Linked DNA regions of Homo sapiens: region 2 is linked to region 1. The links are chromatin loops, found by intact Hi-C in ENCODE. Cell type or tissue: ascending aorta. All regions are shown on one strand. Links, peaks and the distances in the headings refer to the core of each region. The heading gives the core; the rest is flanking DNA.

Region 1 (2,915 bases), core at 276-2,775:
TGGCTGCATCCCAGACATTTTGGTAAGTTGCATTCCCATTTTCATTAATCTCAAATAATTTTTTTTATTTCTGCCTTAAATTTGATGTTCACCCAGGAATTATTCAGGAGTAAATTAATTTCCATGTATTTTTGTAGTTTTGAGGGATCTTGATATTGATTTCCATTTTTATTGCACTGTGATCCAAGAATGTGCTTGGTACAATTTTGAATTTTCTGAATGTATTGAGACTTGCTTTATGACCAAGCATGTGGTTGATCTTAGAATATTTTCCATGTGCAGATGAGAATAATATATATTCTGTGGTGGTTGGGTGGAGTGTTCTGCAAATGTCTGTTAGATCCAATTGATCAAGTGTCAAGTTTAAGTACAGTGTTTGTTAGTTCTCTGCCTCAGTGATCTGTCTAATGCGGTCAGTGGGGTGTTAAAGTCTCCCACTATTATTGTGTGGTTTTTCTAAGTCTTTTTGTATGCCAGGAAAAACTTGTTTTATCAATTTGGGTGCTTTAATGTTGGGTGTGTACATATTTCAGTTAATTAAGGCTTCTTGTTGGATTGTAGCCTTTATCATTATGTAATACCCTTCATTGTCCTTCTTAATTTTTATTGGCTTAAAGTCTGTTTTGTCTGATACAAGGGTAGTAACTCTTGCTCTTTTTTGTTTTCCATTTGCATGGTAGATTTTTTTTCCATCCTTTAAATTTGAGCCTGTGGGTGTTATTACATGTGAAATGGGTTTCTTGAAGATAACAGATCATTGGATCTTGTCTTTTTATCCAACTTGCCACTCTGTGTCTTTTAAGTGGGGAGTTTAGCCCATTTACATTCTAGATTAATACTGGTGAGTGATTTTGATACTATCATCATCTGGTTGTTATATAGACTTGATTGCGTAGTTACTTTATAGTGCCTGTGAGCTATGTGCTTAAATGTGTTTTCTGGGGTAGCAGGTGTTATTCTTTCAATTCCATGTTTAGCACTCCCTTAAGGATGTCTTGTAAGGCTGGTCTAGCTGAAAAATATTCCATCAGCATTTGCTTGTCTCAGAAGGATTTTATATCTCCTTCACTTATGAAGCTTAGTTTGGTGGGATATGAAATTCTTGGTTGGAATTTCTTTTCTTTAATAATGCTGAAACCCCCAATCTCTTCTGGCTTGTAAAGTTTCTGCTGATAGGTCTGCTGCTAAACTGATGGGGTTCCTTCTGTAAGTCCTGCCCCTTTTCCCTAGCTGATTTTAAGGCTTTTTTGTTTTGTTTTGTTTTTTGATATTGACTTTGCTGAATCTGATGATTATGTGCCTTGAGAATAGTCATCTCATATAGAATCTAACTGAGGTTCTTTGTATTTTCTGGATGTTAATTTCAACCTCTCTGGTGAGATTAGGGAACTTTTTGTAGACTATTTCCTCAAATATATTCTCTAAGTTGTTTATTCTGTCTCAGTAATGCCAATGAGTCATGGGTTTGGTCTCTTTACATAATCCCATATTTCTGAGGTTTTTTTCATTTTTCTTAATTATTTTATCCTAATTTTTGTCTAAATTTATTAGAAGAACCAGTCTTCAAACTCTGAGATTATTTTCTGAGATTGGTCTATTTTGCTGTTAATATTTCTGATTGTACTAAAAAAATTCTTGCAGTGAATTTTTCAGCTCAAGTTTAGTTTGGGTCGTTCTTAAAATGGCTGTGCTGTCTTTCAGCTCTTGAATTATTTTATTGGATTGCTTGGCTTCCTTGGATTGAGTTTCAACTTTTTCCTGGATCTTAATGAGCTTCCCTGTTACCCAGATTCTGAATTCCATGTCTGTCATTTCAGACATTTCAAACTAGTTAAGAACCATTGCTGGGGAGATAGTGGACTCCTTTGGTGGTAAGGGGACACTCTGGCTTTTTGAATTGCCAGAGTTCTTGTGCTGATTCTTTTTCAACTTGGAGGGTTGGCACTCCTTTAACTGTGGTATAAGTTGAGTTTAGTCAGTTGGTTTTGTTTCTGGAAGTTTTCAGAGGACTAAGGCTACATACAAGGTCTTTGTTGTTGAATTCTTGTCCTTAGTTTCACAGGAAGGAAAATTAGCAAAATGTTTTTTGGTGGTGTAGTTTTTGGGCTGTCATTCAATAAATGGCACTTGAGAGCAAGGAGCATAGACAGGCTCTTGCTAAGCCATGTGGCTCCTTTGTGTATCCTCACATTTGAAGCTGTGCTCTGCAGTGGGAGGGGAAAGAGGTGACCCCCTCATCAGACTTGCTCCTGAGCAGTTAGGAGCCACTTCCAATCACTGGCACAGTGCCTGCAATTTTTGTTGTGTTGTTAGGTGTTTCCAGCTGTGTTGCTCCCTTAGGGCTATGTCCAATAGGGGAATGGGCCACACTCTTACTGGACCAGTCCTGTGAAAGGCGGCACACCTAGGACCCATACCAGACTGCAAACCCATACAACTCGCCAGTCTCAATTTTCTGAGAGCGTAGGCTTCTCCCCACTCAAGTGCTGAGCACAGATCTTGGCTTGGCACTTCCAAGATGCAGGCCACAGCTCCGAGTCACCAGGACCTGGTCATGGCTCCCTCCGGAACCTCAGGGTTGGGTTCCAGATGTGTTGTGGGATCCAAAGCCCTCCCAGACTGCTGAAACACACTCAGGTAGAACAAACACCCAGGATGGGCAGTGGAGGCTCCACTGTGTACACACTCTTATGGGGCAGCCAGGCAGGGACCCTCAGAAGGGCTGGTGGGCAGGTGGGCCCACAGGACAGGCATGACCTAGTCCTGTGGGGAAGCAGGCCCTGCTTTTTCCCCAGCAGTTAGCTGGTGGCAGAGCCTCTCAGAGGGAGACTGAGAGCCCTGGAGGATGGATGTTTATGGCTGGGTTCCCCCAGAGCAGTCTTGTGCACAAAGGTCCCCAGGTCTGTACCTGCTGG
Region 2 (2,915 bases), core at 294-2,793, 60 kb after region 1:
TGCTTCACATGATCTCTTTACTACCTTCATCTTTAATATTTCATAAGGTTGCTTATTCACCACTTTCATAAATAACAAATCTATTCAAACAATGACTCATTATTATACAATTTCCTTAAGAATCATACTTTAATCTTAAGAAATCAACTATGTGTTTTGTTAAACATATTTGTGGTATTTATTTCATAACGTAGGAAAGTGTATTTTAGACAAATTCACCAAATCATTCATTGTATGAAAAAAGTGTCATAAAGTGCTACATTTAAGAAAATATACATGGCAAAACCCCGTCTCTACTAAAAATACAAAAGTTAGCTGGCCTGGACAACAAAGCGAGACTGTCTAAAAAAAAGAAAATTTACATCAGATTTTTTATTGCTATTGAAAATTCACTATACTGATCCTTCATAGGCTAAATTGTTAAAAGAATCCAAGACTAAAGCAATGAAAACCTTATTCCACATGGAAATATCACTGACCAAAGGAGGTTAGTAAAGAAGATCAAATTACGTCTACTGAGTCTTTCATAATTGAACATCTAAGTATTCAATAAATATTAACTAGCTAGCTCCAATTAATATCTTAAATTGTAGAATTACAAATCAAAGCACAAATTCTAGACAGTAAGAAACTTTAAAAAGACATTCATGGCAATTTTGCAGTATTGAGACATTTTCACAAGTCATCGAACCTTCAGAATATTTTTGAACCTGTAATGTCTTGCCTCTCTCTAGGTTGTCAGATGATAAGTTTCTTCTCCTCCTAGCTATTACTTTTTCTCAACTTAGTATCTCTTAAGGCTAAAAAAACTATTCAGAGCATCATACAAAGTTTCAAAATAAAATATGTTTTACCTAAAATATTCAGCCCCTTGAATCAAGATTGGCTATTTCCTGGAATTTTCCTATTACCTCCACTTTTCACTCTATTTTGCTTCTGTAATCATATCTTTAACACATACAAAATCTAACATGTCTTGCAACTAATGCAGAAATTTTATAAATCCATGGGTGGTATGGGGGATTGAATTGTATTCCTCAAAAAGATATGCCCAAATCCTAATCTTGGTACCTGTGAATGTAACCTTATTTGAGTATAGGGTCTTTGCATAGGTAATGAAAAGGATCTTCAGATGGGATCATCCTGGATTTAAAGAGGGTCCTACATTCAATAGCTAGTGTTCATATAAGAAAAGAAGAGATTTGAGACATGCACCCAGAGAAGAAGGTGGCGTGAAGGTAGAGCAGAGGTCAGAATGGTGAGTCTACAAGCCAAGGAACCAAGACTGCCAGCAGCCGCCAGAAGCTAGGAGAGAGGCAGGGAAACAGATGCTCCTTCTGGGCTTCTAGAAGGAACCAACCCTACCAAACACCTTAATTTTGAGCTTCTAATCTCCAGAACTATCAGAGAATAAGTTCCTGTTATTTTTTTTCTTTTCTTTTCTTTTTTTTTTTTGAGACAAGAGTCTCACTCTGTTGCCCAGGCTAGAGTGCGGTGGTGCGATGTCTACTCACTGCAAGCTCTGCCTCCCGGGTTCACATCATTCTCCTGCCTCAGCCTCCCGAGTAGCTGGGACTACAGGCACCCGCCACCACGCCCAGCTAATTTTTTGTATTTTTAGTAGAGTCGGGGTTTCACCATGTTAGCCAGGATGGTCTCGATCTCCTGACCTCGTGATCCGCCCACCTCGGCCTCCCAAAGTGCTGGGATTACAGGCGTGAGCCACCCTGCCCGGCCAAGTTCCTGTTATTTTAAGCCACCAAGTTTGTAGTAACTTGCTACAGCAACCCTAAGAAACTAACATAAATAGTTAAACAATAAAACAAACATTAGTTGCCAAGAATCTAAAATCTAGTAATTCATATATACAGTGTGTCAGGTGCCTCAGTCTCCAGTTTCCACCAGCAGTTTTACTTAACAAATTTACTTTTCGATACTATTTAGTTTTCAAGCTGGATGGCTAATGTAATCCTTCTAATTTTAGAGGCTATTTGGAAAATCTTCTCTTATTATCTATAACATGCCTTATCTGTCAGATTGTTTCATTTTGCTTTGTCTGCAAAGAAAAGCTAGACTCAGTTGCCAAGGGCAAATTTGGAAAAAGATATGTCACCTTGGTCTTTGATGAGTATCATTGGCAATACAAAGAAAAGCAAGTTTCTTACATTGCCTGGTGGGAAAGGAAAAGACGCTCAGACAATTACTCTGTTCTCCCAATTTCTGAAACACTGAAAAAAGACCTTGGTCCATAGAAGAACAATATTCCTCAAGAACAAACCTGAACACTTTGGTTGAATTCTTTGGTAGTCTATATTTTTAGTCACAGATAGTTACTCTCCTGAAGTACAATATATTGCTGAGCCCCAAGAAAAAAAAAATAGCATAAATCACAGAATGTTCCCAATGCCTGCATCTTAGAATTGCTTCATTTATTTGTTCAACAAATGCTTATTGAGCCTCTTTTTTTTTTTTTTTTTTTGACTCAGTCACTGAGTTAGGTACAGTGAACACATAATCATTTAAGTCCTTTCCTGCTAGTGGATAGAGAAGCCAGAGAAAAATAAATTACAGTGTGGTATTAAAAAGACCCATTACAGAGATATGGACAAAATGTTAAGAAAACAAAAAGAATGGACCTAACTCTGCCTGAAAGGACTTAGAAAGACATCACCATATCGGGCTTCCAGGAGGGGACCACTGAGAGGCTCTTGCAGTGTGAAAGGTGAAGGCTGTAGAGGGGAAATAAGAAAAAGGGGGAAGGGGGTGAGGTTTTGCAGTATGCTCTCACCTGCCACATCTTGCAAACTAGAAATACATGTTCTCTGCCATAAAAGGGAGAATTCGCCTCATTCAGATTAATTCCAACATTCATACCTCTAATAGGGAGGATTAAGATATTGAGATCTGAATTAACA

The links. Peaks named below come from ENCODE experiments on the same cell type or tissue, not always from the same donor. Only the 100,000 strongest peaks of a DNase experiment are listed, where the experiment ranks them.
Region 2: it touches region 1 in a loop (2.5-fold over the local background); 8 of 110 quality-filtered maps call a loop at or near these places.

Annotation. Positions count from the first base shown.
Region 1 is chr4:158,311,231-158,314,145 of GRCh38, forward strand. No RefSeq gene overlaps it. Among named protein-coding and RNA genes, the nearest start is that of TMEM144, 100 kb to the left of the region's middle. In ascending aorta, for the core only: no CTCF peak of the experiment used is centred there; no DNase peak of the experiment used is centred there; H3K27ac peaks cover 710 bases.
Region 2 is chr4:158,371,203-158,374,117 of GRCh38, forward strand. All of the region lies in intron 2 of LOC105377510 (a long non-coding RNA gene), which reads right to left. Among named protein-coding and RNA genes, the nearest start is that of RXFP1, 150 kb to the right of the region's middle. In ascending aorta, for the core only: no CTCF peak of the experiment used is centred there; no DNase peak of the experiment used is centred there.